2 separate regions of the Homo sapiens genome follow, and region 2 is linked to region 1. Evidence: read pairs that join two places in POLR2A ChIA-PET (ENCODE). Cell type or tissue: CD4-positive, alpha-beta T cell. All regions are shown on one strand. Each heading gives the region's core, and the rest is flanking DNA. Links, peaks and the distances in the headings are about the cores only. Region 1 holds the start of ZNF852 (zinc finger protein 852). Region 2 overlaps ZNF445 (zinc finger protein 445).

Region 1 (16,173 bases), core at 4,770-8,769:
ATGTCAATGAATTCACACACTGGCCAAAACATTTTAATTCCTCTCTTTTCTTCAAACACAAGTCCCATGGATACTCCCAAAACTTATCTACAGGTTCAACACAATCCCTATCAGATTCCCAGGGGGCATCTTTTTAGAAGTCGAAAGTTGATCCTAAAATTTATGTGGAAACTCAAGAGAACCATACAGTCACAATTCTTCTTGAAAAAGAGGAATAAAGTTGAAGGACTCAAACTTCTCAATTTCAAAACTTCCTACAGAACAACAGTCTTCAATTTATTGTATTCCTGTCATAAGAATAGACATACAGTTCAATGGATTAGAATTAAGAGTCCAGAAATAAACTATATATCTTTAGTCATTATTTTACAATGGTGCCAAGATCATTCAAAGTGGAAAGAATGATCTTTTCAATGAATGGTGCTGAGACAACTGGATATGCACCTGCAAAATAATGAAGATGGTGCTCTACCTCACTCCATCTATAAAAATAACTTCTAAAAAATCAAAGACCTACATATAAGAACTAAAACTTGCTGGGTGCAGTGGCTCATGCCTGTAATCCCAGCACTCTGGAAGGCCGAGGTGGGTGAATCACCTGTGGTCAGGAATTTGAGACCAGCCTGGCCAACATGGCAAAGCCCCGTCTCTATTAAAAATAGAAAAAATTAGCTGGGCATGGTGGTGGGCTCTTGTAATCCCAGCTACTTGGGAGGCTGAAGCAGGAAAATTGCTTGAATGTGGGAGGCAGAGATTGCAGTGAGCCGAGATCGCGCCATTGAACTCCAGCCTGGGTAAGAAAGCGAGACTCTAAGTCCAAAAAAAAAAAAAAAAAAAAAAAAAAAAAGAACTAAAACTCTAAAACTCTTACAAGAAACCTGTGTAGAAGTCTTTGTGACTTATACCTTTATGACAACGGATTTGTAAACACCAAAATCATATTAAAACAAGGAAAAAATAATAAAAAATAAATAAATTGGACTTTACCAAAAGGAAAACCTCTTGTGCATAAAAGAAAAGAAGAAGAAAGTGAAAAGCCATCCACAGACTGGAAGAAAACACTGGCAAATCATGTATCTGATAAAGACTTGTATCTGGAATATATAAATAATATATTTATATTCTTTAATATATATATATTCTTTATATAGAGAGAATATATATTTATATTCTTTATATATTACAACTCAATAATAAAAAGAAAAAAATAACAAATTTTAAAATAGGGCCAGGGCACAGTGGTTCACGCCTATAATCCCAGCACTTTGGGAGGCTGAGGCAGGCAGATCACCTGAGGTCAGGAGTTTGAGACCAGCCAGGCCAACATGGCGAAACCTCGTCTCTACTAAAAATACAAAAATTAGCTGGGCATGGTGGCAGGCACCTGTAATCCCAGCTACTCAGGAGGCTGAGGCAGTAGAATTATTTGAACCCAGGAGGCAGAGGTTGCAGGGAGCTGAGATTGCGCCACTACACTCCAGCCTGAGTGACAGAATGAGACTCCATCTCAAAAATAAAAATGAAAATGGCCAAAGGGTCTGAATTGACATTTCTCCAAAGAAAATATTAAAATGTCTAATAAGTACACAGGATAGTCATCAGGGAATGCAGATTAACCGAACAATAAGATAGTACTTCACACCCAGTAAGGTGGCTAGAACAAAAATCCGATAATAACAAGCAATCATGGGAGGCCAAGGTGAGTGGATTGCTTGAGTCCAGGAGTTCAAGGCCAGCCTGGGCAACATGGCAAAATCCTCTCTCTACAAAAAATACAAAAAATTAACTGGGCCTGGTGGCATGCACCTGTGGTCCCAGCTACCCAGGAGGCTGATGTGGGAAGATGGCCTGGGCCTGGAAGGTCGAGGCTACAGTAAGCCAAGATCACACCACTGCATTCCAGCCTGGGGGACAGAGCAAGACTCTGTCTCAAAAAAATAAATAAAAAATCAGTGAGAATGTGGAGATATTGAAACTTTATCCACTGCTGGTGGAAATGTAAATTGATGCATACACTTATGAAAACAGTCTGACAGTTCCTCACGAAGTTAAACATACATTTACTAATTGACCTAGCAATTCTACTCCTATATATATATACACCCAAGATAAAAGAAAATAGATGTCCATACAAAAACTCATACACAAATGTTCATAGCAGCATTACACATAATAGTAAAAAGGAAGAAACAATCCAAGTATTCATCCAGCTTTTCATATTTATTGGCATAAAGCTATTTACAGTATTGGTATTCTCTTAAAATTAAATAACTATATCTTCTTTTTGTGCACACTCTTAACAATCCAGGAATAGAGACATCCTTAAACTGACATGCAGAATAGACGAAAGAAATCTCCAACAGACGTGACACTAAATGGTAAAGACATAAAAACCTTTGCAATTAAAAATAGGAACAAACATTGTAATCCTAGACAATGTAATTAGACCAGAAAAAAAAATGCAGAAAATAGACAAGAAAGATGCAAAGCAAATATACGCATGAATGATATGAAACATCACCTAAAAAATTAAACAGAATGAACCAAAAAAACAGAACGTCATAAGACATTCAGGAGATTGAATATATAATCAATATATACTCAATAACTTTCCAACACAATAGCAACCAATCAGAAAATGAATTAAAACAATAGCAACAAAAATATAAAGTACTCAGAAATAAAGCCAATAAAAAATGTACAAGACCTTAGTGGATAAATAGAAAACTCTGCCTAAAGACATAACAGATATAAATACATTTTGTATGGGAAAACACTCCTTCAAGATGTCAGTTTTTTCTAAATTAACATGCAAAGTCAACAAAATCCCAGCCAACTACAATGTAATTTTTCATAGAGCTTGATAAGCATACTCTAAAATTCAAATGAATGAGAAAAATAATAGTTAAGAAAACTTTTTAGATGTGGAAAGTTTTGTTCTACCAGACAATAAGGCTTAATATAAAGCTGTAGTACTTGAAACAGCATATATTACTGAAGAAATATAAATATGCAAACTGTAGATAAAAGGAAAAGTACAGAATCCTGACACAGGCTTATACACATATGTAAGTTTTGTTTTTTTGTTTCTATGGAGACGGAGTCTTGCCGTGTTGCCCAGTCTGGAGTGCAGTGGTGCAATCTCTGCTCACTGCAACCTCCGTCTCCTGGATTCAAGTGATTCTCCAGCCTCAGCCTTCCAAGTAGCTGGGATTACAGGCATGCACCACCATGCCCAGCCAATTTTATAAGTTTGATGCATGACAGAGATAGTGTCACCACAGTGTTACCTAAAAAAAAAAAATGAGGTTCATTCACCTGGCGAGTAACAAACGACTGTTTGTGAGAATGCAAGTTTAGATCAATAGGAGTTTTATTACTTGGTGTAAGTAAGGAGGACACTGGGAGTATTTTCCAAAGCAGCATCTCTCCAAGGGAAAGTAATAGGAGAATTTTATGGAGCAATGGAGAGGCGAGAGGCTACATCATCCCATGTATAGGAGGGGTCCCAGTGGTACAGACGCAGTGAGTCATTATGCCAGCACATAAGTCATGTGTTATGGTAATGAAGCTATAGCTACTCCCCGGGTGGAGACTTTAGCATGGTAATGAGAAAAGTTCACTCAGGTTCATCTATAAGTTGCTGGGGTCTGTCAGGAGCTGGGGTTTTTTTTTGTTTTTGTTTTTGTTTTTTTGAGAGAGAGTCTCACTCTGTCGCCCAGGCTGGAGTGCAGTGGCGCAATCTCGGCTCACTGCAAGCTCTGCCTCCCAGGTTCACACTATTCTCCTGCCTCAGCCTCCTGAGTAGCTGAGACTACAGGCGCCTGCCACCACGCCCGGCTAATTTTTTTGTATTTTTAGTAGAGACAGGGTTTCACCGTGTTAGCAAGGATGGTCTCAATCTCCTGACCTTGTGATCCACCCGCCTCAGCCTCCCAAAGTGCTGGGATTACAGGTGTGAGCCACCACGCCCGGCCTGGGGCTGGTTTTAACTAACTAGGTGACTGCAATCCACACAGGGTTTAGGAAGAAACAGGCTGCAGGGCAGAAGGCTGTAAAACTGGCTGACTGCTCAAGTTGATTAAATTCCTATGATCCCTGGAGGCCCTCTCTGTCTACTTATAGCAGCAAGACCTTCTTTTAAAAAGAGCCCCAGAACCTGTAAAATTAACCTGTGCCAGCAGCTGTGCTTGCTTAGAGAGAAAAAGGCTAAATATCAGTAACCACAAAGGAGAACTTAGCTCAGCAGTGCTACCCAGGCCTGAATCCTTGCTTCATTACCATATTAAAATCTCCACCTAGAAGGGAGAAATACACTTGCTAGGCACATATAGTGCTGGGTACAAAAGAAACAATGAGACTGGCCAGGCGCGGTGGCTCACGTCTGTAATCCCAGCACTTTGGGAGGCCAAGGCGGGTGGATCACCTGAGGTCAGGAGTTCAAGACCCTCCTGACCAACATGGAGAAACCCCGTCTCTATTAAAAATACTAAATTAGCCAGGCATGTGGTACATGCCTGTAATCCCAGCTATTTGGGGGGCTGAGACAGGAGAACTGCTTGAACCTGGGAGGCGGAGGTTGCGGTGAGCCAAGATCAAGCCATTGCACTCCAGCCTGGGCAACAAGAGCAAAACTCCATCGCAAAAGAAAAAAAAAGAAAGAAAGAAAGAAAAAAGAATGAGACTGAGCACACTCCAGTTCTTCCCATAGGGCCCCACCTCTTTCCAGGATCTCTGCCCCACTACATGCCCTAAGAGACCTTAAAAATCCCTCTTCACCACACCCAGAGGAGGGTACTTTGAGCATGAGCTTTTCCTTCTCCATTCCTTCATCAACAAATAAAGTTTCTGCACTGCTTAACGAAACTTGGTCTCATTTTATTGGCATGAACACCACCAGGCAGGTAAAGGACCCACTGAAGTCAAACGACTTCCCTTGAGAGTTGGTAACAGTAGCATTACAAGTCAGTGGGAAAAATTAAACTAGTCAATGAATTGTGTTGGGACAATTGGCTAGGCAAATAAAAATAGTAAGTAAAATCACACAAAAAATAAAGAAACTTAAAAAACAAAGCTAAAAGGCTGGGTGCGGTGGCTCACGCCTGTAATCCCAGCTCTTTGGGAGGCCAAGGTGGGTGGATCACAAGGTCAGGAGTTCAAGACCAACCTAACCAAGATGGTGAAATCCCATCTCTACTTTAAAAAAAAAAAAAGCCAGATGTGGTGGCAGGCGCCTGTAATCTCAGATACTCGGGAGGCTGAGGCAGAGAATTGCTTGAACCCAGGAGGCAGAGGCTGCAGTGATCCAAGATTGTGCCACTGCACTCCAGCCTGGGTGACACAGAGTGAGACTCTGTCTCAAAAAAAAAAAAGAAAAAAACCATAAAGACTCTAAGAACCCTGGTGTAACCAAGAATTTCTTAAGACAACAAAATGAAAAGAGTGAATATATTTGAATACATCAATATGAAAAAAATCTCTGTCCAAAAGAAAAGCAAAAGAAAAAAACACCAAACACAAACCACTAATAGATGTGGAAATGTAATAGCCAACAGGAAGGATAGTTTGAAAGTCCACAGTAAAACTAAAAAGACATATTCCTTACGCTACAGGAATTTAACTTGTAAGAATCTGCCCTGAAAAACACTTGCACGGGTATTCAGACATTTACACAGGTATTTACTAAAATATTCTCTGTAATAACATAATACTGGATTTAACCTACTTGTCCATCAATATGGCTAAATAAAAGTAGCATTTTTATAGGATGAAATACCATACAGCACCTAAAAGGAACATACTAGATCCTTATGCATCACCATGACTGTTCCACTATTCACCAGGTGGCCAGGCTGTGCTGCCAAGATTAAAAGGCCATCCAAGGAAGGGATAGCACATGATTTGAGGTCGCTGAGGACAGATACCAACCACATCAGGCCCCAAGAGGTACAGCGTATACTTACAGCAAAAGGAGAAACAGGGAACAAGATCCAGCCTCCTGCAATGCAAAGAGCCCCCACACCCAGCAGATCCACTCCACAGCTATAGGGCTGGTGTGATGCACACACCCCACTTAGTAAGGAAGAAAGATCTCAATCCACCCTCCCCACTCCTATGGGGTGTGAAATACAGAAGGCTGAGAGAATGAATGAAGGCCACTGACTTAAGAGATTAAACACAACAAAGGAGTACACATGAAGCCTGAAACACTGAAAGACACAAGGCATTAAATGCAGCAGCACAGGCTGTGAGGGCTCTAACTCTGCAAGGAAATGTTCCAGGCTCAAGGTCACTCTTACATTCTTAACTTGGCAATGGGCTATTTAAAAAAAAAAAAAAGACATTAAAAACTGTCAATTCTTCTTGTCTCCCAGTTTAGATATTCCTTCTTTCATTAATTTAACAAACACCTTCTAGGAGCACCTACTATTTCCCATACACTAAGGTAACAGCAGTTAATAAAGCAAACAGAAAGCACTGCCCTGGCAAGGGGCTTATGGGAAGATAACCAATAAACAAATACATGCTATGTTAGACGGCGACAGGTGCCAGGAAGTGAAATAAGACAAGAAAAAGGGAGAAGTCTATGCCAGATGTTTTCAATGTCAGGAGACCTGGAGACTAAGATTTCCGGACGGTGGCTACTTTCACTTTTCTTCCACTTATCTAATTGTCTCTAATAAGTACGCTTTATTCGCATAATTGGGTGAAAAGATAAAGCCAGAAGAAACCGGGAATTTTCCAGATTCTCTGCCCCAGACGCCCGGGGGGCGAAGAGGTATGCCCTCGGCGCGGCCGGGCGGGATCCACGGCCAGACCCCCGCCCCGGGTGCAGCCTCCAGGCCCGGCCTCACCTGCCACTCTCGCACGCACAGCCGCCCCCGCTCCGCACCCCGCGCCCCGCCGGGCCGCTCACCGACTCCGCCGCCGAGAGACAATCATCCAAACGCCGCCACCGCAGCCGACCGCCCCGCGCCTACCTCCCAGCTTCCCCAGTTGCGCACGCGCGTCGCCTCCCCGGGCCCTCTGCGGCCTCTCTAGGAAACTGGGAGGGCCAACATCTCTGCTTCTCCCTGGGCCCAGGGCCGCTGGCGGCGGGCGGCGGGCGGCGGGCGGCGGGCGGCGGGCGGCGGGCGGCGGGGCTTGTCCAGCATCCTTCGCCTCCTTCCGCGGACACTTGTCTTCCACGCTCTGATGCCCAGGCGCGCTCCAGAACTCTATCGGCTTTGGCGTATTATCCTACATCCCTCCCATCGGTTCTGCACGGCTGCCCTGGAGGCCTCTTTTCCTTCAGGGAAGAAAGGGATCCAAAGCTAGCGGTGAAAATAGAGCCAGCGGCCTGGCGCGGTGGCTCACGCCTGTAATCCCAGAACTTTGGGAAGCCGAGGTGGGCGGATCACGAGGTCAGGAGATCGGTGGCTAACACGGTGAAACCCCGTGTCTACTAAAAATAAAAAAAAAGTAGCTGGGTGTGGTGGCGCGGCGCCTGTAATCGCAGCTACTTCGGCGGCTGAGGCAGGAGAATCGTTTGAACCTGGGAGGCGGAGGTTGCAGTGAGCCGAGATCGTGCCACTGCACTCCAGCCTGGGAGACAGAGCCAGACTCCGTCTCAAAAAACAAACAAACAAAAAAATAGGGCCAGCACATCCCCAAACATAAAACCCTTGAATGGAGAAATTCCCAAACAAGGCAATAAGCCCAGCACTGGCCGTGAGAGTTTATTATCCCCTTTTAAGTAAATGCTACAAGCCCTAGGCGCACTTTTGCAACTGTTCAAGGGTCATCAGGCTGCACATGACTGACCAAGACACTCAGTTGCCCACTTTGGATGGAGCTACAGCTTTGTGGGAAAAACAGATAATAGAAATTACACAAATACATCAATGTCAAGTGGTTACGAACACTGTTGAAATGTAACAGAGTTATTTAATTGACAGCGACTGATGATAATGCTTGTATTTTTTCTGGTACTTTTCTGTATACTTCCGGTAGCTCATAACACACTGGCTGCCATGCATTGATTTGAGTTGCCCAAGGAAATAGAGTCAGTAACTGGAATAGCCACTGAATCCAAATCTTTTGGTCTTTTCACTACTGTGCTTCATAAAAGCTCTCCCGTCCCACGTCCCTGTAGAGGGAGAGTTGGGGATAGCATGGCTCCTAGCTGAGATCCCAGAAGCTAGGGGTAGAAGGTTGTGGGCAGGATAGTGAGGAGGGCAAGATTCCAAGGAAAACTAAAATCCCTGCCCAGGAACGGTTACCACCTGGGAAAGCAGGAATGACCCAACGCATCAAGGCCCAGAGTGTACTCAAAGAACAACAGGTTAGGATGAGGGTCAAAACTCAGACCAGAAAGAGCATTAGCTGAGCTTGGTGGTGCACGCCTGTAGTCCTAGCTACTGTGGAGGCAGAGGCGGAAGGATCGCTTGGGCCGGGGAGGTCGAGGCTGCAGTGAGCTATGATTGGGGCAGTGTACTCCAGCTTGGGCGACAGAGCGAGACCCAAGGAAGGAAGGGAGGAAGGGAGGGAGGGAAGTGAGAAAGAGAGAAAAGGAATGAAAGAGAGAAGGAAGAAAGAGAGAGAACGAGAAAGAGCAGGCTGCTTCTTGGGCTACAACCTGGAGAGGCTGTGTAACATTATGAGTTGGAGAAGCAGGTACAAAATAGTAAAAACTTCTATAAAGTAGACTAACAGCATGTGGCAGAACAGTGGGTTTTTAAAGGTGGGAACAAGAGAACCAAACAATAGCAAAAATAGATTGATTAACATCAGGTTACTTTTCTTTTAAGGATTAAAGCAGAGGGGGCCTTCCTTATGCTGACTGGGGTTAACTGGGCCCTTTCTGAATGGTTGCTATGAATCTCCTGTTTGCAGGAAAAACTGGTCTGTTAGGGGATTCACATACTTCTATAAAATTTCAGTTTGATTATGTGGCATTTAGCATTAGGAATTCCTTCATTTATTTATTTATTTATTTTGAGACGGAGCCTCCCTCTGTCACCCAGGCTGGAGGGCAGTGGTGTGATCTCGGCTCACTGCAACCTCCGCCTCCCCTCCTGGGTTCAAGTGATTCTCCTGCCTCAGCCACCCAGTAATTGGGACCACAGACACAGGCCACCATCCCCAGCTAATTTTTGCATTTTTAGTAGAGCCAGGATTTGTCATGTCTGCCAGGCTGATCTCGAACTCCTGACCTCAGGTGATCTGCCCACCTCGGCCTCCCACAAGTGCTAGGATTACAGGTGTGAGCCACAGCGCCCAGCCTTATTTATAATTATTTATTTATTTATTTATTTTGAGATGGAGTCTCACTCTGTCACCCAGGCTGTAGTGCAGTGGCGCGATCTTGGCTCACTGCAGCCTCCGCCTCCCGGGTTCAAGCGATTCTCCTGCCTCAGCCTCCTGAGTAGCAGGGATTACAGGCATGTGCCACCATGCCTGGCTAATTTTTGTATTTTTAGTAGAGATGGGGTTTCACCATCTTGACCAGGCTTGTGTTGAACTCCTGACCTCAGGTGATCCGCCTGCCTCTGCCTCCCGAAGTGCTGGGATTACAAGATGAGCCACTGTGCCCGGCTTATTTATTTATTTTTGAGACAAAGTCTGGCTCTATCGCCCAGGCAGGAGTGCAGTGAGTGGTAGGATCTCAGCTCACTGCAACCTCCACCTGCTGGGCTCAGGCCATCATCCCACCTCAGCCTCCTGAGTAGCTGGGACTACAGGCGCACACCACCACACCCGGATAAGTTTTTTTTTTTTTTTTTTGGTAGAGATGGGGTTTTGCCATGTTGCCCAGGCTGGTCTTGAACTCTTGACCTCAGGTGATCCACCTGCCTAGGACTCCCAAAGTGCTGGGATTACAGGAGTGAGCCATGGCGCCCAGCCACTGGTTGTTAATCTTTTAAATATCATCCCTGAGAAGAAAAGAGACCTAGGTAACAGAACTGAAACAGTTCTGTCTGTGAACTGGAAGGAAGTCGTTGAGGAGGTCAATTTCTTTCCCTTCCTGCAGCCCCTCCTCATAGGTAGAAGGAGACAAGGTGGAAAAACAGCTCCTTTAGCCCCTCCCCCAATCACCCAATTAACCCTTTAGTTGCTGGACCATATGAACGATTCAGGATTGGCCTTGCTGTCAGAAAGATGAGGTGGATTGACAAGGTGGGGACAGCTGGTGTCAGAGGGCCATGGGGTTAAGGGCCTCTTTTATTCTCAACAAGCCTATGTCATTGTTCTCTGAGTGGGTTGGAGATGAATGGGTTGCTTGCTAAAAGGAGAGCTGGATGTGTCCTGTGCTTATGATCTCCCACATGGCCTGGCTCTGGTTACCTTAATGTCAAGACCAGCAGAAAATAGTTTGTCTTGTATGGCCTGGCCGCTAGGATGTTAGTGGAGGAAGTGGGTGCAGAGAAGCAGGGAGATACAGAAACCATAGTTGTTCTGTTGGGGTGTTAGAGTGTAACAAGTTGGATGCAGACTTATAAAAGGCAAGATGAAAGCACTAGGGGAGTTGTTAGTAGGAAGATGTGTACCATTGAGTATCCAGTTGACACTTTATGTATAGTCATCAATCAGCGGACGGTGGCAGAGAACAGTTAAATACAGAGTCAGAATGCCTCAACTGTTCCTTCCAAATCAGGAGACAGACTGCAGACAATAGACAGAAATCAAATGGCTGGGTAGTCACAGGGGTGAGGCATCTCCCTGCTGAACACCATGACTGGTGTAAACGAGGGACTCCTGTGAAGTGTGCGCATAGTATCTGCTGCCATCATGTGAAGGATATGGGTCAGTGATGAGGTCTGGGGCAACCCATCTGAGGTTTGTCTGGGATCTGGAGGAAATGTTACAATTCATCAGGCCTTCCAGCCTTGGCCATGACCAACATGCAGGTTTCGTGACTGGCAAACATGGGTGTAATTCCTGACATGAGGAGTAGTGAGTGCATAAAGACTGACATTAGGATCCTCCCAAGAAGGAAGGTTGTAAATTCAGGTGGAATGGTGGTCTGGATGGAGTACCGGGGCTAACGTGACCTTTATAACCCATGGAGGAATGACATTGTGTTTTTCAAATACAGTTGACCCTTGAACAACATGGATTTGAATGGCCTGGGTCAACTTATACATGAATTTTCTTCTGCCTCTGCCACCTCTGAGACAGCAAGACCAGCCCCTACTCTTTATCTTCCTCCTCAACCTACTCAATGTGAAGACAGTGAGGATGAAGGCTTATATGATGATCCACTTCCCCTTAATAAATAGTAAATATATTTTCTCTTCCTTATGACTTTTTTTTTTTTAAGACAGGATCTTGCTCTGTCACCCAGGCTAGAGTGCAGTGGCGCAATCATAGTTCACTTCAGCCTCACCTTCCCTAGCTCAAGCAATCCTTCCATCTCAGCCTTTGGAGTAGCCAGGGCCGCAAGTGTACACCACCACACATGCCTAATTTGCAAAATTTTTGTAGGAATGGGATCTCTTCATATTGCCCAGGCTGCTCTCGAACTCCTGGGCTCAAGTCATCCTCCCACCTTGGCCTCCCAAAGTGCTGGGATTACAGGTGTGAGAAGATTTTTTTTTTTAATTGAGATAGGATCTCACTCTGTTGCTGAGGCTGTGGCATGATCACAGCTCACTGCAGCCTCAAACTCCTGGGCTCAAGGGTTCCTCTTGTCTCAACCTCCCAAGTAGCTAGGACCACAGGTGCATGCCACCATGCCCAGCTAATTTTTTTAAAAATTTTTTGTAGAGATGGAGTCTCACTATGTTGCCAAGGCTGGTCTTGAACTCCAGTCCTCATACAATCCTGCCTGGGCCTCTCAAAGTGCTGGGATTACAGGAATGAGCCACTACACCTGCCCAGTTTTCTCATTAACATTTTCTTTTCATAATTTACTGTATTGTAAGAATACTGTCTATAATACATGTTACATACAAAATATGTGTTAATTAACAGTTTATGTTATCTCTAAGGCTTCTGGTCAACAGTAGATGATTAGTAGTTAAATTTGGGGGGAGGCAAAAGTTATATGCAGATTTTCTACTTCATGGTGGGTCAGTATTCCTAACCCCTAAGTTATTCAAGGGTCAACTATATGTCCACAATTTTTTGCTACTTCTCCCTTCAAGAGATGGAGCTGGACTTAGTGACTTGCTTCTAACAAATAGAATAAGGCAGAAGTGATGATGGCTCACTTCCAAGACTAGGTTATAAAATGTCTATGGCTTCCTTTGTCCTCTGTTTCTGAGATCACTCACATTAAAGGGTGCTAGCTGCCATGCCTTGAGAACACTTAAGCAGCATCATGGAAGGCCCACGTGGCAAGAGACTGAGGACTCCTGCCAAGTGCTAGCGAATAACTCAGGCCCCTCTTCAACGGTCACATTAGTGAACCATCTTGGAAGTGGCTCCTCCAGAGCCAGTTGAGCCTTAAGATGATGACAGCCCCGGTCAACATCACAGCTAAAATCTCAGGACAGACTTTGAGCAAGAACAAATCAGCTAAGCTACTCCTGAATGTCTGACCCACAGAAACGGTGATACAGGCAGTGTTTGTTGTTTAAGCCACAAGTTTGGGGATAATCTGTTATATAGCAACACATAGATAATGACTATACAAAGTTTTTAAAAATCTCTTAAATTTCCCACACTATCCTTCATCTGCAGTTCCTCACTCCCTCTCTGAAATGGTACTTGGAAATTTTGAAATAATCCTACGCATTAGTTAGGACTCTCTTCATCATACGTAAGAGCCACAGATCAAACTACTTGGAGCAAAAGAGGAAGTATCTTACATAAACACTTGAGCAGCAGGGGTGCAGCTGGATCTTAGAAATCCCTGAAACCAGAGACTAGAAAGTTGGTTAGAACACATCTAATAGCTTTGCCTTTAGTTCTAATTCAAAAGAATCTCAGGAAAAGGCTTTGGTTGGTCAATTGAGGTTGCATGCCCATTTCTATTTTTTTTTTTTTTTTTTTGAGATGGAGTCTCGCTCTGTCGCCCAGGCCGGAGTGCAGTGGCGCGATCTTGGCTCACTGCAAGCTCTGCCTCCCAGGTTCACACCATTCTCCTGCCTCAGCCTCCTGAGTAGCTGGGACTACAGGCGCCCGCCACCACGCCCGGCTAATTTTTTGTATTTTTAGTAGAGACGGGGTTTCACCGTGTTAGCCAGGATGGTCTCAATCTCCTGACCTCATGATCCGCCCGCCTCGGCCTCCCAAAGTGCTGGGATTACAGGCGTGAGCCACCGTGCCCAGCTGGTTGCATGCCCATTTCTAAACCAATCAACAGTTGTGGGCAGGACTTCTGTTTCAAGTAATTTTGCATATTAGATGACCTGAAAACTCTCCTGCACAGAGATGTAGAGATTTAAAATACGAAAGTTTCAATAGAATCCAGAGGTTCACACACACAAAAAGAAAATATGAAAGAGTCTAAGAGACATAGAGGAAGAAATTATAAGGTTTCGCCTACAGCTATTAGGAGTTCCAGAAAAGAAAAAAATTAACCACATGTATTCAAAGATAGAATAGCTGTTAATTTTCCAAAATTATTGAAAAACCAAAATCCTTAGATTCAGAAAGCCCAGTAAATCCTAAACAGGATAAATAAATATAAATCTGCACCTAGACACACTGTAGTGAAATTGCAAGATATCAAAGTTTTTTCTCATGCATCCTGTCCAGGCCTGATAAGTCTCTTTTGGTTAAAGTTTCTTTTGTCAACATTCCTCTTAGATTGACAGGGACCAGAAACAGGCACCTATCCCCAGTTATAGTTTGATAATTAGGCTACTTGCTTCATTGTTCCATTCCTCCCCCAACAGACATAGCGGTCCATACTCCTGAAGTGGGGGTCACAGCAAAGTATCATTTCAACACTGGCAGCCATTAACAAATACACACATCACCGATGTTCCCAGCATAAGCGTGCTGCTGGTTCTGCTGAAGGTACTGCTTGTAACATAAATATAATATAAAAAAGCAAATGCTTTTTGTTTTGTTTTGAGACAGAGTCTTGCTCTGTCGCCAGGCTGGAGTGCAGTGGTGTGATCTTGGCTCACTGAAACCTCCACCTCGCAGGTTCAAGCGATTCTCCTGCCTCAGCCTCCCGAGTAGCTGAGACTACAGGCACATGCCACCACGCCCAGCTAATTTTTGTATTTTTAGTAGAGACAGGGTTTCACCATGTTGGCCAGGATGGTCTTGATCTCTTGCCCTTGTGATCTGCCCACCTCGGCCTCCCAAAGTGCTGGGATTACAGGCGTGAGCCACCACGCCAGGCAAGCAAATTCTTTTTTTTTTTTTTTTTTTTGAGAAGGAGTTTCACTCTTGTTGCCCAGGCTGGAGTGCAATGGCACGATCTCGGCTCACTGCAGCTGCCTCCTGGGTTCAAGTGATTCTCCTGCCTCAGTCTCCCAAGTAGCTGGGATTACAGGCACTCGCCACCACACCTGGCTAATTTTTTGTATTTTTAGTAGAGACGGGGTTTCTCCATGTTGGTCAGGCTGGTCTTGAACTCCCGACCTCAGGTGATCCACCCACATCGGCCTCCCAAAGTGCTGAGATTACAGGCGTGAGCCACCGCACCCAGCTGCAAATGCTTTTTAAAATGCTGCTTTGATTCAGTTTGAGATCCTGGCTAGAAGCTGATCAGTTCCTCTTTTTGAGCATCTGATTAAGTCCACACCCCAACACACTCCACACTGTGACCATAAGATATGCAAGTGTCTCCAAATCAAAAGGAAGAAGTTTCTCTCGTATAGGGCAAGGAGGAGGTAAATAGAGATAAGCAGAATCTTTGAGGGGAAGTTGGACAAGCAAACGGAAATAACCAGTGAGGTCTGACAGGACGGTATCTTCCTGTGGTGTGCCAGTTCCCAGGAGAGGCTGATAAAGGGGTTTATTCCACTGTTTGTATTCACTTAGGTGTGGAGTCAGGCAGAATTCTGGGACCCGTAGGAAGGAGAGAAGCCTGAGGAAAGTTTGGCTCTCAGGTATTTTGTTCCACTTGATCAGTGGGGACAAGCATTTTAGCTAATCATTCATGGGGCAAAGAATGGGAATTTGGAGGGTCTGTGTCTGGCCTTGTCATCGGTAAACTGGAGGTATCTGGGAGTCTTACGTAAGTCACATGGGGAAGGGTGGTTCTGTGTAGAAAGTCATTTTCTGGAACACAGGAGAGTGAGGAGATTTCTTAACCTTCACTGTTAACCAGAATCACAGGGCTCAGGTAAAATTCAGCATTGTCAAAAGTAAAAACAGCAATGGTTCTCTGAGGCAATTATAAGTCCAACAGCTCTTCATAGGTGTGACCTTTATAAGTGACCTTTTTTCTGCATACAGAGCAGAGAAGTGAGAAGAGCACGTGATTTAGTCATAAAAATACCTTACATTTACATACCAATAGCTACCTTTTTCATATTTGTTAAAGATATGTTTAGGGTAAAATTACAATGATATAAATTTAACTTGTACTATAAAATTGCACTGTCAGTCACTGCTTCGTTCAAAGCTGGTTTTTCCTTTTCTTTCTTTTTCCTTTTGTGGAGAACAGGAATGTTCTCGCTATGTGGCCCAAGCTGGGCTCAAGCGATCTTCCTGCCTCCATCTCCCTGAGTGCTGGGATTACAGGCACAAACTACTGTACCCTGGCTTGGTTTTCCTTTTCTGCTATCTGGAAAACCCTGAACTCATTACCTCAGTGTTGCTTGCCTACAGCTTCTGGTAGCTCCCTATTTCTGTCTGTGTCAGCTGCAGTTATACCCCTTTATTATCAATTTATAGGTTATGAAAGGGCGATAGTTTACCTGGGATGCAGGGAACTATATTGAGATTCTTGTTCTCCAAAGAATGTTGAACAGACTTATGTTCCAAGTTCCTTCTGGCACCAAGTCTAATGTTACTGTCAAGAAAGCAAACTGGCCAGGCGCGGTGGCTCACGCCTGTAATCCCAGCACTTTGGGAGGCCGAGGCGGATGGATCACGAGGTCAGGAGTTCAAGACAGCCTAGCCAAGATGGTGAAACCCTGCCTCTACTGAAAATACAAGAATTAGCCAGGCATGGTGGTGGGCGCCTGTAATCCCAGCTACTCGGGGGGCTGCGGCAGAGAACTGCTTGGATCCGGGAGGCAGAGGTTGCAGTGAGCCAAGACCGTGGCCACTGCACTCCAG
Region 2 (16,173 bases), core at 3,938-7,937, 70 kb before region 1:
CAAGATTGCCTCCACTCCAGCTCGAGCTACAGAGTGAGACTCTGTCTCAAAAAAGAAAAAAAAAAGAGAGAAAGAAGTTTTGGAAACATTATTTGCCCTTAGCCATGTTGTGGGTTTATTTCCTACACTGAGTCATATTATGTGTCTTCCAACATGTCTGGAGCAGTTGCTACTCCCTGTACACCAGGTCCAGTGACTATAATGTCATCAATATAATGGACCAGTGTGTCGTCCTGAGGGTGAAAAGGTTCTCAAAGGACCTGGGAACTAGATCATGAGCTGGGCGGCAGAGTTGAGGCAGCCTTGAGATAGGGTGGTGAAGGTGTATCTAGCTGAAAGCAAACTGTTCCTGATGGTCTTTACTCACAGGTATAGAGAAACATTCACCAGATGGGTAACTGGGCAGCCAAGGGGATAATCGGATCGGGTGTGCCACACTTCGCCTGCCCCGCTTGCTTTTGGTTGCTTGCTCTTTGTTATTTTTTCCCCCATGAAGCTGAAGGCCACGATAGCTGAAGGCTATGCTATTGAACACTGTAACTCAACTTTTACGTGCTACCTTATAGATAACATTTATAAGTCACCATAACAACCACTTATTTTTCAGGAACTTGGGGCAGATCCTGTCCAGTTCAAACCAGTTGAGACTGCCAACCCTTCAACTGGGCCTGTACACATGCCCAAGAGGTGGCCTTTTGACATCAGAGGGCCAAAAACTCCACCCTCAGATCATGTTAACGCCACCATTTTCTGCACATATGTCATATGAACCCCAATTATGACTGCATTTTTCCCCACTGCCAATCACCTTTCCCCATGCCTCAGACCACCCTACTTCTCTAACCTATAAATCTCTCTAAGCCTCATCTTTGGGGAGGTGAATTTGAGAGCCATTCTCCCATCTCCTCACTGGACAGCCTTGTGAATAATTCTTCTCTCTTTTGCAAAACCCATGTCACAGTGATTGATTTACTGTGTGAGAACAGAACAAACCTGGGCCTGGCTCAGTAACAACTGCAAACCAGTTGTCAGACGTATCGTTTGCTCAGCACTGAAACCACATGTGGAAACAGCACCTGCACTTGGAATCACTAGTTAATTAAGTTTACAATTAATCCAATTGTCATTCTCCAAGATCCATCTGTCTTCTGCACAGGCTGAGTAGGTGAGCTAAGTGGAGATGTGTTCCCGTCTTTGATGGTGGCACTAATCTCAACAATCTCTCCAGGAATGTGGTATTAGTTTGCTTTAATATTTTTGTGAATGAGGCAGCTCTAGTGGCTTCTACTTGGCCTTTTCTACCAGAATTACTTTTACTGTATGGATCAGGGAACTAGTGTGGGATTCTGCCCATTGTTGACTATGTCTATTCTAATTACGCATTCTAGAACCAGGGAAATAACCATAGGATGGGTTCAGGAATCTACTAGATCTACTGTGAGATGAATCTGAGCCAAAAAGCCCATTGATCACCTGACCTCCATACACTCTTACTCTGAGGAACCATGGTGGCATTTTGAGTCTCCTGTAATTACTGCTAGTTCAGAACTAGAGGCTGGTTATCCCAGAAAAGTCTAATTATTTGCCCTTCCCAATGCACAATCACTCTGATAAATGGCCTTGGGTGCCTTTGGGGAGGCCTAGGAAGATAAAAAGTATAAATTATTGTCAGTGCAGCAGGGTCCTACTTCAAAGGGACCTGGCCTATCCTTTATTCAAGAAGCTGTGGGTTTGTGAACTAGATCAAGACTTGGAATTGACTGAGTGATTGTAACTCTGTGTTGGTAATTTAGGTCAGACTTTATTCACCAGATCTGGAGCTTTCCTACTTACTCGGATCAAGTAAAACTTTAGTAGGCAGCCCATCCATTTCAGTTCTCAGGACACTATGATCAGCAGGCAGACATCACAGATCTCTGTGGGTCAGACCATTCAGGATCCTGCTTTGGCTGCACTGTCCATGGCAGTCACCACACCAATTGTGTTTTTGGTGACTAAGTGTTACCATATGGTCCCTGCCTCCTCAGGATTCCATCAGCCCCACTGCACTTCAGGGAGCATTTCCCACTGTAATGTGGCCTGTATAGAATATCTGGCACTCTCTACATGAATTTATTTCTCATAATGAAGTGTCCTCTGGACCCTCCCTGGGTGGGTGAGCAGGTATTTACATGATAAATACTCAAGCATTTTTATCTCCTTAAGCATTTACATATCTTCCTCTACAGTATACCAACGAAGTTCTCGCATTTCAACTCATTCAGTGCAGGTTATGTTTGCATTCGTGTTTTTTTTTTCTTTTGGAGATGAGTTCTCACTATATTGCCCAAGCCAGTCTCAAACTCCTGGCCTCAAGCAATCCTCCCACCTCAGCCTCCCAAGCTGGGATTACAGTGAGTCCATATCTCAACAACTCAAAGCAAATGAAGACAGCCATTCTCAGCTTCTCAAGTTAAAACAATGAACCACAAATCTCTGCTTAATTATCCCATATCGAATAATTCAGCTTGATCTGACTTTATATTCCTTCCACGATGATCCTGCACCCTTGTTACCGCAAAAGGTTCCCAATCCAGACCCCAAGAGAGGGTTCTTGGATCTCGCACAAGAAAGAATTCAGGGCGAGTCCGTAAAGAGAAAGCAAGTTTATTAAGTAAAGGAATAAAAGAATGGCTACTCCATAGACAGAGCAGCCCCGAGGGCTGCTGGTTGTCTATTTTATGGTTTCTTGATGATATGCTAAACAAGGGGTGGATTATTCATGCCTCCCCTCTCCAGGCCATATAGGGTAACTTCCTGATGTTGCCATGGCAACTGTAAACTGTCATGGCACTGGTGGGAGGGTAGCAGTGAGGATGACCAGAGGTCATTCTCATCACCGTCTTGGTTTTGGTGGGTTTTAGCTGGCTTCTTTACTGCAACCTGCTTTATCAGCAAGGTCTTTGTGGCCTGGATCTTGTGCCAATCTCCTATCTCATCCCGTGACTTAGAATGCCTTAACCGTCTGGGAATGCAGCCCAGTAGGTCTCAGCCTCATTTTGTTACAGGAAAGGGGTCCCGATCCAGACTCTTAAGAGAGTTCTTGGATCTCGTGCAAGAAAGGATTCAGGGCAAGTCCGCAGTGCAAAGCAAAAACAAGTTTATTAAGAAAGTAAAGTGGTGAAAGGACAGCTACTCCATAGAGTAGGATGGAGTAACCTCTAACCTGAGGTCAGTCAAGTGTCCTTGCCTTTTATTAAGAGGGGCCTCTAACTCACTCTGTCTTAGGAGAAACTCCAACTCCCCTAAGTTGGGCCTCTAACCCAATCCCATTTGTTACTCGGGTACCCCATCACTTACCCAAAGTCGTCCAATCAGTGCTGCAGTCTATTTCTTTGGGGTTGGGGGGATTTCTTCAGTATCATCCTTTCTGTGGTTTGCCAGAAATATGTTACAGGACCCCAACACTTACGCAAAGGTAGCCGTTGGGTCAACGTTTCTGCACTATAGTCCCTTCTGTGGTCACCAGAAATATGTTACAGGAAAGGGGTCCCAATTCAATCCTAGAGGGTAGGAATGCCTAACTTTCTGAGAATGCAGGCCAGTAAGTCTCAGCCTCATTTTCCCAGCCCTCACTCAAAATGGAGTCGCTCTGGTTCAAATACCTCTGACACTTTTACCCAGCCCCTATTCAACATGGAGTTGCTCTCGTTCCAATGCTTCTGACGCTATCTCTACAGATTCCCCAGGTTTCTATAAAAATTGGCAAAATTATGCAATTTGGAGAGTACTGTATCTCCTCAGTCACATTTTGCACTTCACTTTTTTTTTTTTTTAATTGAGACAAAGTTTCACTCTGTCGCCCAGGCTGGAGTGCAGTTGTGCGATCTCGGCTCACTGCAACTTCCACCTCCTGGGTTCAAGTGATTCTCCTGCCTCAGCCTCCCCAGTAGCTAGGATTACAGGCACACACCACCACACCCGGCTAATTTTTGTATTTTTAATAGAGATGGGGTTTCACCATATTGGCCAGGCTGGCTGGTCTCAATCTCCTGATCTCGTGATCTGCCCGCCTCAGCCTCCCGAGTAGCTGGGACTACAGGCGCCCGCTGCCACGCCCGGTTAATTTTTTGTATTTTTACTAGAGACGGGGTTTCACCGCGTTAGCCAGCATGGTCTCGATCTCTTGACCTCGTGATCTGCCCGCCTCAGCCTCCCAAAGTGCTGGGATTACAGGTGTGAGCCACCGTGCCTGGCCAAAAAAATAATTTTTTTAAAAGGACTCCAGGCAATGATAGACTGGATTAAGAAAATGTGGCACACATACACCATGGAATACTATGCAGCCATAAAAAATGATGAGTTCATGTCCTTTGTAGGGACATGGATGAAGGTGGAAATAATCATTCTCAGTAAACTATCGCAAGAACAAAAAACCAAACACCGCATATTCTCACTCATAGGTGGGAATTGAACAATGAGAAAACATGGACACAGGAAGGGGAACATCACACTCTGGGGACTGTTGTGGGGTGGGGGGAGGGGGGGAGGGATAGCATTGGGAGATATACCTAATGCTAGATGATGAGTTAGTGGGTGCAGCGCACCAGCATGGCACATGTATACATATGTAACTAACCTGCACATTGTGCACATGTACCCTAAAAGTATAAAAAAAAAAAAAACAAGGACTCCAGGCATGGTGGCTCACACCTGTAATCCCAGCACTTTGGCAAGCTGAGGCAGGTGGGTCACTTGAGGTCAGGAGTTCAAGACCAGCTTGGGCAACATGGCCAAACCTTGTCTCTACAAAAATACAAAAATTAGCTGGGTGTGGTGGTGCACGCTTGTAGTCCCAGCTAGTCAGGAGGCTGAGGCTGGAGAATCGCTTGAGCCTGGGAAAGTGGAGGTTGCAGTGAGCTGAGATCGTGCCACTGCACTCCAGCCTGGGTGACAGGGTGAGACCTTGTCTCAAAAAAAAAAAAAAAAAAAAAGCAAAACGCAAAAAGCAGTGGTGACCATAGGTCATGAGCAACGTCAGCGGACTTTTGGAAGACATATACCTCAGGGAAGGCCATTACATGTTCTTCAGGCAAAAGGTGGTTAACTAACACTCAAAGTCTCATTGTGACCCTCCCTTCTGCTCCCTGCCCCAGCATTAGTAGCTGGGACCTCTCCACAGAAGCACAGATCCAAAGGCCACAGGGCCCCTCCCTGAGCACAGACACTATGTCAGCCCAGCAGTCCACTCCTCCACCATAGGTCTGAGTTCAGCTCCACAAGGTCCCTCTTCCAATCTCCCACCTTTCAACAATTCTAGCCACGTCTCTTTGTTCCTGCTTTGCACTTTGCTCCACATGAGGTGGGATCAATAAACTACCATCACTCAAAACTGGTTCGGATGTTGAAACTGATGACACTGCAGACACCAAGAGGTTATGAAAAAGTTTACTACTCACATGAGGCCTTCTAGGGAAAGCAAAGCGGGCACCCACGCCAGTCTGTTGGGCTTCAGTGAAAGGACGAACAAGTGGCTCTGGTTTTTGTTGTGGTTATGAGAGCTCAGTGCATTTGACAGTCAGGGTTTGCACAGTTTGAACTTCCCCTCTGACGCAAAGAGGAAGTGGCTGGGCTTTCTTATCAGCTTGTCCAGATCCAGGCAAACTGAGGGGGAGAGCTTGAATGCTATTAGCAGACAAACGTCAAACATGGGGAGACTCTATTCTAGCTCCCCCAGTCCTGGGGTGGCAGCTGCTTAGCAGTTGCTACCTCCAAGACACCTTGGCATTTTCTTCTTGCCTTTTTAGCTACTTAAATATAGTACACTTCTTTATAAGGTCTTTGCTAAAATAACTGGTGTGGTTTCTGGCAACTAAAACCTGGCTGATATAAAATCTCCTTGCTGTTCTTAGCAGGGTTAACATTAACTTTAAAAGGTGTGGTAGCTGGCATACAAGTATTTACTCTCCTTTTCCTCATCTAATAAAGTAGAATGAAAAACATCTCCATCTTCTGGATCCCATTTCTTCATTAAAATTATGAGTTTACAGCTTCTGGCTTCACTTGTTATTTATTAAGCAAAATTAAGGAGATTTAGGCAAGGAGGAGCTTATAATTTCCTATAAAGTGCATGTCTTGGTGACTGTGCGTCAGTATATAGAGAACATCCTCATTTTTAAAAAAACTGTGGCCTGGTATTTCATCATAGATGTACTAGAGTTACTTAAGCGTTCGTTTACTAATAGCCATTTGTATTGCTCCTGTTACCAGAAAGCGGTCGTGATCCAGTCCCCAAGAGAGAGTTCTTGGACCTTGCTCAAGAAAAGAATTCGGGCGAGTCCACAAAGTGAAAGTAGTTAATATTAAGAAAGTAAAGAAATACAGAATGGCTACTCCATAGGAAGAGTAGCCCCAAGGGCTGCTGGTTGCCTATTTTTATGGTTATTTATTGATTATATGCTAAACAAGGGGTAGATTATTCATAAGTTTCCCGGGAAAGGTGTGAGCAATTACCAGAACTGAGGGTTCCTCTCCTTTTTAGACCATATAGTGTTACTTCCTGATGTTGCCATGGCATTTTTTTTTTTTTTTTTTGAGACAGAGTCTTGCTCTGTCACCCAGGCTGGAGTGCAGTGGCACCATCTTGGCTCACTGCAACCTCCAACTCCCGGGATCTAGAGATTCTCCTGCCTCAGCCTCTCAAGTAGCTGGGATTACAGGCACGTGCCACCATGCCCAGCTAATTTTTGTATTTTTTAGTAGAGACAGGGTTTCACCATGTTGGCCAGGCTGGTCTCAATCTCCTGACCTCATAATCCGCCCGCCTTGGCCTCCCAAAGTGCTGGGATTACAGGCATGAGCCATCGTGCCAGGCCTGCCATGGCGTTTGTAAACTGTCATGGCACTGGTGGGAGTGTCTGTTAGCATGCTAATGCATTATAATTACAGTATAATTACAGCAGTGAGGACAACCAGAGGTCACTTTCATTGCCATCTTGGTTTTGACCGGCTTCTTTACCACATGCTGTTTTATTGGCAAGGTCTTTATGACTGTATCTTGTGCTGACCTCCTATCTCATCCCATGACTTGGAATGCCTAACCTCCTGGGAATGCAGCCCAGTAGGTCTCAGCCTTATTTTACCCAGTTCCCTATTCAAGATGGAGTCACTCTGGTTCAAACGCCTCTGACACTCCCAATTTTTGCAGGTGAGGAAATGGAAGCCTTGAAAGATTAGGTGGCTCACTCTAAGTAACATCATGTACCTGGCAGGGATTTCTATAAAGTCATAAGATGTCAGAGACTATGCTTAAGAAATATTTTTACTTTGAAACACTTTAAGCAAACAGTTAAAAAGTACCCACCACACTACCCTGTAAAAATCTTAACATTGTGATGCCTCTGCATCAATTTTTAGAAAAAAACAAAGAAAACACAACTGAAGGCCCCATGTACCCTCCCCAAATCCATCAGGTCTCCTGCCTTAGGAAGGCAGAATGGTGACTTGCACACATCGTTCCAATACATGATTTTATACTCATTTCATATTATTTGAATCCACAGAAAATAGATTACTGTGCAAAACAATAACACTTTCTATATGTCCACAAGGCTTACATGCTAGACACTATTCTAAGCATTTTACATGCATTACTTCATTGACCACCCCCCCACCCACAATCACCCTGTGAGATTGCCACTACTATCCCATTTTACAGAAAAAGTGAAAAACAAGTTGAAGTAACGTGCCCACAGGTACACAGTATGCTTAACTTTACACTAAGGGTACCTTGTATGTAGCTTCACCAACTTTCTCAGCATAATTTTTCATCTATCTGTGTTGAGACGTAACTCTTTCATATTCACTTTCCAAGGACCAAAAACAACCCATTTATTTATCCATTCTTCTGCTGATGAAATGCAGGCTTTTCCCAATCTTGCTACCTAAACAATACTTCAGTGAAGTCTTAAAATCATTCTCTGTTCACATGGCACTTCTCTAGGATGCATCCAGGAGTAGTTGCTGGGTGGTTAAGTGCACACAACCTTCCAAGATTTTGCAAATTGCCTGGCACAATATTTCTCACAATTTCTACTCATAAAGCAGTGTGAATTATCGTTGTTCCACGCACTTACCCACACTTGGGCTTTCAAAAATGTGCCAGCTTTCTGAGTGTGAGATGGTCTGTATTATTTTACATTTCAGTCAGTCTTGGTCAGCAGGGGTGGGGCAGACCACACTGAACAGGTGACAGAAAGACCTTCAAATACCCACTCCAGCCATCTGGCTCTCCTCAACCCCAACTTCAGTTCCTCCAAGGGAGTGGGGGAAAGGTGGGAAGGGTTGGAAGGAAACTGAATGTTCTCCAGGCCAGGATGAGATGCAAGATGAGACCTGGTGCTCAGGGCAATCAGAAACTGTCAACTGAAGCCAAACAGCTCAGAACCACCCACAGCCGGGTTCCTAACCAGCAGGTGTGTGTTTGTGGGTGGCTTCCAGTCAACATTTCACCCCACAGCCCCTTAAAAAAAACCCAACCCTGACTCAGCCAAACTAAATTCAGCTTCAGATTCCTTAACAGAGGTAATTTTGTGCAAGATATTTTCTGCATGGCAAACAGATAAATAAGCACCCAACCCTGGCTTCCAGAGTGCTTGGTCTGGCTATGGAGATGGGCATAACCAAAAACACAAACATCACCTGACATAGGAACCAAGAGAGGTGGGGCCACGGGTTTAGAGGCACAAGGGTCAGACAAGGTCAGGCCTTGAAGAATGAAGAGCTGAACTGGCAGAGAGAGGGGTGTGGCACTCCAGGTGAAGGGAGGCAGCACAAGGCAGAACACTCTGGGGGGCTGGCATGGGGAAGGGACAGGAAAGCCAAATCCAACATTGATTCTGCCAAAATCTTTAGTAGTTAGCACCAAGTAGTCAGGCTTCTACTTTTTTTCCTTTCAGCTAATCTGAATTCATTAATATTTATATAATTATAGTACTTATAGAACTAAAATTATTTGAAAACTCAGGTTATTGGACAAATAGGTTCAGTATAATCCCAAATATAAACAGCTTACTTCAGGATAAAATAATTTCTGTTCTTTTGGCCGGGCACAGTGGCTCACACCTGTAATCCCAGCATTTTGGGAGGCCGAGGCGGGTGGATCACGACGTCAGGAGATCGAGACCATCCTGGAGATCGAGACCATCCTGGAGATCGAGACCATCCTGGCTAACACAGTGAAACCCCGTCTCTACTAAAAATATAAAAAATAACCCAGGCGTGGTGGCAGGCACTTGTAGTCCCAGCTACTGAGGAGGCTGAGGCAGGAGAATGGTGTGAGCCCAGGAGGCAGAGCTTGCAGTGAGCGGAGATCGCGCCACTGCACTCTAGCCTGGGTAACAGAGTGAGACTCCGTATCAAAAAAAAAAAAAAATTCAGTTTTTCACTTCATTCTTTGCACATTTTAAAATTTGATTAGAATGTTTAGAAATAAGCACATTTCATTCTATAAAAATGACAGGTCAGGCACAGTGGCTCACGCCTGTAATCCCAGCACTTTGGGAGGCAGAGGTGGGTGGATTGCTTGAGCCCAGGAGTTTGAGACCAGCATGAGCAACATGGGAAAAAAAAATAAAAGTTTTGTCTCTACAAAAAAATATAAAAAATTAGCTGGCAGGGTGGCACACACCTGTAGCCCCAGCTACTCGGGAGGCTCAGATGGGACCTGAGCCTGGGAGGTCAAGGCTGCAGTAAGCTGTGATCCTGCCACTGCACTCCACCCTGGGCAACCCTGTCTCAAAAAATAAAAAAGACAGTAAAAATATCCCTATACTGGGGCAGGAACTTTACAAGGTATCCTGTGGCAAAGGGAGCAGAGATGGGGGGAAAGGGGTGCTAAAAGTTTGATTGGAAAGGGACTTTTCCATGGTTACAACACCAACTGACATGGAAGCTGCACCTCTGAGAGGGCCCTGGTCCTAGAGGTCAACCACCTGATGGAGAGCCTTGGTAAACCAAGCCCTCTTTCACCAATCTCAGGAATCAGGTAGCACAGCCAAGCACTCTAACTTCACACATAAGGAAATTGATGCAGAGGTTCATTGACTTGCTCAAGATCAATCCTGCCAAGAAAAGGCACACCATGCCTGGAACCCAGATCTGATGACTCCAAGACCCTTCCTATGACTCTGGCCCCCCTGCCCAGCCACTTCTAGTGCCAGTTTTGGGACAGTGAAGGGACATCTTCAGTGCCATGAACAGCTGCTGCCGTAGGAAGGCAAGAGGATGGCAGAACCAAGATGACCAAACCTTCCTGAGGACAAAGCTGAACAGGCATCAGAACACCAACAGGAGACTTCTGCCCCGCCCCCACCATCCTGTGACACCACCACACAATATCAGAGCCTTCATTTTCACCTGCTCATGGCAATCCAGAGCAGGTAAGATTATTCCATACTCTACTGAAAAAGACATCTTCCAGGTTGGTTTCTTCTCATTTCAAGAAATGACCAGCTCCATGAACGGGCCCCTATAGTCAGGACACTGCTCTACTATTAAAACATTTTATCCTTTCATTCATAATCTGACCTCTTCAATAATCAGAAGCAATGATTACTCACATGCTTTAGCAATATCACTCCTTTGCCTTTAAGTAATTGATTCTTGCTTTTTGCTTCAACACAAGTGGGTGGGCCAGTGAGGGAGCTCCTCCCAGAACAGGCTGCCTTTTCTCCTGAGAGCAGCAGGCACATGCACTTGTTCCTTCGGGTTGAATCTGATTGCTAGCACCAGATCTCATACATGGAGAGGGGTATGTGAAGCTGAGAGGGGCCTGCAGTGTGCAGGGGCTAGAGACATGAACACAACAATGGTAAGCGTTTATATCTGCTGAGGCCGAGGATCCTATAGAAAATTCAGAAACGGAGTGGGGAGGAGTCTGATTTATGGGAACTGGCAGCAAGGCTAACTGCATGAGAAGCCTTTCACCCTTTTACTGAGTCCTTGGATCTGTGGTTAACCCTTATAAAATATAATTCAGATTCAAACCACATCACTCCTCAACTCAAAATTGTCCAAAAGCTCCCTGCCTCCCTCTGAGCCAGCTCAAGCCCCCGTAATGACCCATGATGCTCATATGGCCGGGCCTGTGGCCTCCCTGGCCCCTCTCCTTCCCTTCCAGCTGGCTCCCTGCACTCCATCCCAGGGGCTTCCTTCCTGAGGACACCAGTCAAGACCCAATCTCCTCTGCCTGCAACTCTCCCTAGAGAGCTACCTGCTACCTCCCTGGCTTCCTTCACGTCTTTGCTCACATTTCACCTTCTCAGTTGAGGCCCTCCCTGACCAGACTATCTAAAATCACGACTGATCTCCCAATCCAGCACTCCCTCTGCTCTTCTCTGATTCACTTTGTCCACTACACACATCACCATCCAGAATACTGCGTATCCCATTTGTTTGTCATCTGTAAAGATCCAAGATGGCAGGATTTTCATCTGTTCTGGTCCCTGCTGGGTCTCTGGCAAACACACCAGCGCCTGGTGTATGGGAGTGCTCAGCACATTTCTGTTAAACAGATGGACCGCTGCTGCCTATGCAGGCCTGTGGGATGGGGATGGCAACAGGGTACTGGTAGAGATCCACACGCCAAGCGCTTGAGCCCAGCATCCTGCTCTCCTCCACCTGCCGCTGAGACCACTCTAACCCCCTAGCAGATATCCAAAAGCCAGCCAGGAAGGCTGAAGCCCCAGCCAGAACTCCCCAGGGGGCATTTGGGAAGGCTAGGAGTTCTTGATGCTGCTGCTTTTAAAGTCAACAGAATAGGCATGGCCACAGGCCAAACTTGAAGACAAATCTAGGATCCCACTGGCCCCTTTCCAGCAGCCATAGCCCATGATGCCACAGATATTCTGTCCAACCACAAAGGGCAGTGGTCTCTCTCTTCAGAGTTGTGGAAGGAGACCTGAATAGGGGAGCCGCAGGCTATGGTGCAGAGGCCACTCCTAGGGGCCGGAGTCTCCAGAAGGGCTCCAAAGGACATGGTGCTGCACTTCCCCAGCGTCACATCCTAGCAGGCAGGCTGGGGACTCCCCGAGCTTTCAAATCCTTGGGATTCTGTCACTAGCTTCCAAAACAGAAAGGGCTGGGCCCTTTATCAAAGTTACTCCACAATGCCTATAATTAAGGGTTCTCTAGCAGGGGACTGAGAACCCACCCCCACTGTCACTGTCAGGTCCCAGGCTAATCTCTAATATGGTTTTTCATATGCCGAGCCAGGTTCGAAGACCACCTGAAGGTCTTTCCACACTTGCTGCATTTGAAGGGCCTCTCTCGAGTATGAAATCTCTTGTGGCTAATGAGTTGTGAACTCTTGTTAAAAGTTTTCCCACATATGCTGCATTTGTGGCACTTTTTCCCAATGCTTATGTCCTGGAGTCCAGTGAGCCTGGAGCTCTGGCTGCAAGCTTCTTTGCAGTCTTCGAGGGGCATCTCTTCACTTGGTTTTAGCTTCTGTAATCTCAACTTTGTGTCCTGAGAGGAAGACCGTGCAGGCGGGCTACGTTCAGCCTGTGCTGCTCTGGTGTGTTTCCTCTGGTGACTGGAAAGGGTATGTCTCCCAATGAACTCTTTCCCACACCACTGACATTTGAAAGGTCTCTCTGTAGAGTGGATCCTCTGATGGTTAACAAGGCGATAGTTTCTATCATAAGATTTCCCACATAGATTACATTTATAGCGCTTCTCTCCACTGTGTATTCCCTTATGATCTAAAAGGGTTCTTTTACGTGTAAAGGTTTTCCCACATTCTTGACACCAAAAACGTTTCTCACCAGTGAGGATTTTTGGCTCCACATTTGGAGTCTTTTCACTTTCATGGCAATCATACTGTTTTTGAAGAGAGTGAATCCTCTGATGTCGGTAGAGATTGGAACTCCATCTGAAGGCTTTCCCACACTCCCTGCACTTATATGGCTTCTCTCCAGTGTGAACTCTCTGATGGATGAGGAGGAATGAGTGATTGCGGAAGGCCTTGCCACACTGGCTGCATTTGTAGGGCTCCTCTTTGGAGTGACTGCTCTGAGGAACCTGGAACACTGTGTCCTGACTAAAAGATGGCCCGCCCTCAGGTTTTCTTTTCATGGCATGCTTCTTCTTATGAACAATAAAGGCTGACCTATAGGCAAAGTCCTTCCCACAATCGCTACACTGGTAAGGTTTCTCACCTGTGTGAATTCTCTGGTGGTCAACGAGAGTTTTCTTTCTAGTAAAAGTTTTCCCACACTGCTGACACAGAAATGTTTTCTCCACAGCGGGAGCACCCTGGGGCTGACTGCAGTCAGGAGATTGCCTGAAGCCTTCACGACATTCATCTTGTTTGTAGAATTTTTCCTCCTCATGCAACCTCATATGACGAGTAAAGTTTGATCTCCATCTAAAGGTTTTCCTACATTTGGTACATTTATAGGGCTTCTCCTGGGTGTGAATCCTTTGATGTTCAAGAACATATGACTTACAGTGGAAGGATTTCCTGCACTGGCTGCAGTCAAAGAGTTTCTCCCCACTTTGGTCTCCCAAATGATGATCAAACCCTGAGCTGTAGGTGAGAGCTGCCCTATACTGATTCAATTCAAGAAATTTCTTCTTAGCATGGGTTTCTCGGTGCAGACGGTAGGCTGACAGGCGTCGGAAAGCTTTCTCACATAAATCGCATTTATAAGGCTTCACTCCAGTGTGAATTTTCTCATGCCGCGCACAGTTGGAACTCCACCGGAAGGCTTTCCCACACACCCTACATTTAAATGCTTTCTCTTGAGTGTGAAGTCTCTGATGATACGCAAGATGGGAGCTATGACTGAAAGTCCTTCCACAGTCACTGCACTTAAATGACACTCCCACTGTGTGAAGACTCTGCCCACGTTGGTGATGAGAGCTAAGGCTGAAGTCTTTTCCACACACGTCCTTTTTGTTCCCTTTCAGTCCACTATGAATTCTCTGATGTAGGCTGAAGCCCCCAATCATGTGTCTGAGCCCCTTCCCATATTTCTTGTAGTCATAGTGGTGTGAACTCATTCTGAAGTGTTTGCCACAGCCATGTTTAAGGGATTCCTTTCTTCCAGAAACTCTCAAATATGTAACATGTTTTAAGTCAAGACTATTACTTCCTGATACTTCAGAGTCTTTTCCTGTCCTGTGACTGAAATTGGTCTCTTCTTTCTTAACTCTTACTTGTATGGGATTTTCACATTGATCCTTCTGCCTGCTCTTCTGTTGAAAAGATTCTCTGAGCCCAATTCCCTCAGAAACACTTGTCGCAGGACATCCTGATGACACAGCTAAGGTTTCTGCTTCTTCCAAAGGTTCCTGATTTAAGATGAATTTGTTTGTTTTACTCTGGAGGTCATCTCCTGACAAAAAATATAACACAAGAGAATGTACTCTTTTCCCATACTTGGAACTGCAGAAAGCACCAAAGGGCAATAAAATGTCTGGGTGGTGAGGCTTTTGCCTGACTGCCAATACCTTTATAAAATAGTCAAACATAAGGCAAAACATGGAAGATTATCCCAGATTACAGGGAAGGGAGAAGAAAAGCAAGATGGGCAGGGCAGCTAGAGATATGCAGACGTCACATCCAGCAGGGAAATAAAAAGGATTAAGAAGAAAGTGTTAAACAGCCAGAGTGGGAGAAAAATCATGGCATTATAGAAAGGTACCCAAAAGCCAAGGGGTGGGGCTCCAAGGAGCACTTGGCTGAAAGGGCTGGAGATCAGCCTATTACAAAAAGAAGGACCAAGAAAAGAAAGAACAGGAGTGGGATGAGGGCTCCTAAGAGCAGAAAGGGGTGAGTACAGGAGTTCAGCAGGAGTGCAGGCCAGGAGTGAGGAGGAGCATCAGTGAGTGAAAGACAGGAACAGTGAAGCCCTCCAGCAGGCAAGAACTATTATTGAGAGGGCTGCTGTGAGAAGGGGACAGGAGAATAGACATGGCCGGAAATGAATGACCTCTCGGAGGCCAGCCAGGATGGAAGAGACCCAGTGGCCCAAGCACCCTTACCAACACTGTTAAAGATCTTCCTTCCAGCAAACAATGGAGTAAATTCCCAGTGATGTAACTGACCTTAAGAAAGAGAAAAGTAAAAGCAGGAGGAGCAGGACCTGGCAGGTTCTCTGGAACTCACCTGTAGGAGCAGCAACTGGATTCCCCTTAGGCTGAGCTGCCTGCATGTTCAGGCCCCATGGCTCCCTTGCTTCCAACCAGGAGATCAGAGCAGGTTTGGTGAATGGTCCCACTGCAGAAGAGAAGAGAATGGCATGAGAAGGGAGATGGATGACACAGAACTACTCTTCAGGACCTCTGGGCCTGAAGTCCTGGTGGGAAGGTGGGAAAGACCAGGAAGGCAGGCAGCAGAAGCTAGCGAAGGAGGCCCAGTCATTTCAAATAGCCCTGAGCAGAGATAAGAGAGACTGATAGAAGTTGCCCACAAAAGGATTACTAGAATTTTCCAGAGGTGAGAACCACACGTCTACTTAATTGGTTACATCAGCCAACATTTTTTGAATGTCTAAACAGACTAGGAACTTAAAACATATTACCTTTAATCCGTTGTTTTTATTTGTCTGTTTTGAAACAGGGTCTCACTCTGTTACCCAAGCTGGAGTGCAGTGGTGCGATCTTGGCTCACTGCAGCCTCATCCTCCTGGGCTCAAGCAATTCTCCAGCCTCGGCTTCCCAAGTAGCTGGGATTACAGGCGTGCGTACCACATGCTTGTATTTTTGTATTTTTTGTAGAGATGGGGTTTCACTATGTTGCCCAGACTGGTCTCAAACTCCTGAGCTCAAGCAATCTTCCCACCTGGGCCTCCCGAAGTGGTGGGATTACAGGTGTGAGCTACCACACCCAGCCACCTTTAATCTTTACAATAATCCAGAATGGCAGGCATTATTCTCCCCATTTTTCAAAAGAGGCTACCAAGGTGCTAGATTAAGTGATCTGGTCAGCAGTTACAGAGCCAGGATCTAAAACCAGGTCAGGTACCTTTCTATGCAGCACAGAACAACCCAAGAAGGCAGAAATAAAGATGGATAGAAGCATGAGGATATCGATTACTTACCCAGGGAAGCCATGTTCCTATAATTCTCCAGCATCACATCCCTGTACAGGTTCCTCTGAGCAGAGTCCAGCCACCCCCACTCGTC

What was found. Peaks named below come from ENCODE experiments on the same cell type or tissue, not always from the same donor. Only the 100,000 strongest peaks of a DNase experiment are listed, where the experiment ranks them.
Region 2: POLR2A ChIA-PET joins it to region 1 with 22 read pairs; 9 of 35 experiments call an interaction of 5 or more read pairs at or near these places.

The regions. Positions count from the first base shown.
Region 1 is chr3:44,503,637-44,519,809 of GRCh38, forward strand. It overlaps ZNF852 (zinc finger protein 852), which reads right to left and starts at 6,981. Exons shown (of 4, transcript NM_001423469.1): 1 at 6,917-6,981. RefSeq lists enhancers at 6,364-7,140, 7,141-7,917, 7,376-7,435, 14,466-14,615, 14,736-14,855 and silencers at 6,746-6,905, 6,916-6,975, 7,106-7,155. In CD4-positive, alpha-beta T cell, for the core only: no CTCF peak of the experiment used is centred there; DNase peaks (open chromatin) are centred at 6,595, 7,005 and 7,465; H3K4me3 peaks cover 2,079 bases; H3K27ac peaks cover 1,172 bases.
Region 2 is chr3:44,434,359-44,450,531 of GRCh38, forward strand. It overlaps ZNF445 (zinc finger protein 445), which reads right to left. Exons shown (of 8, transcript NM_181489.6): 6 at 16,089-16,173; 7 at 15,155-15,265; 8 at 1-14,381. The coding sequence ends at 12,217. It also overlaps the pseudogene C3orf86P. Among named protein-coding and RNA genes, the nearest start is that of LINC01988, 15 kb to the left of the region's middle. RefSeq lists a silencer at 7,036-7,242. In CD4-positive, alpha-beta T cell, for the core only: no CTCF peak of the experiment used is centred there; DNase peaks (open chromatin) are centred at 5,573 and 6,233; H3K4me3 peaks cover 412 bases; H3K27ac peaks cover 1,968 bases.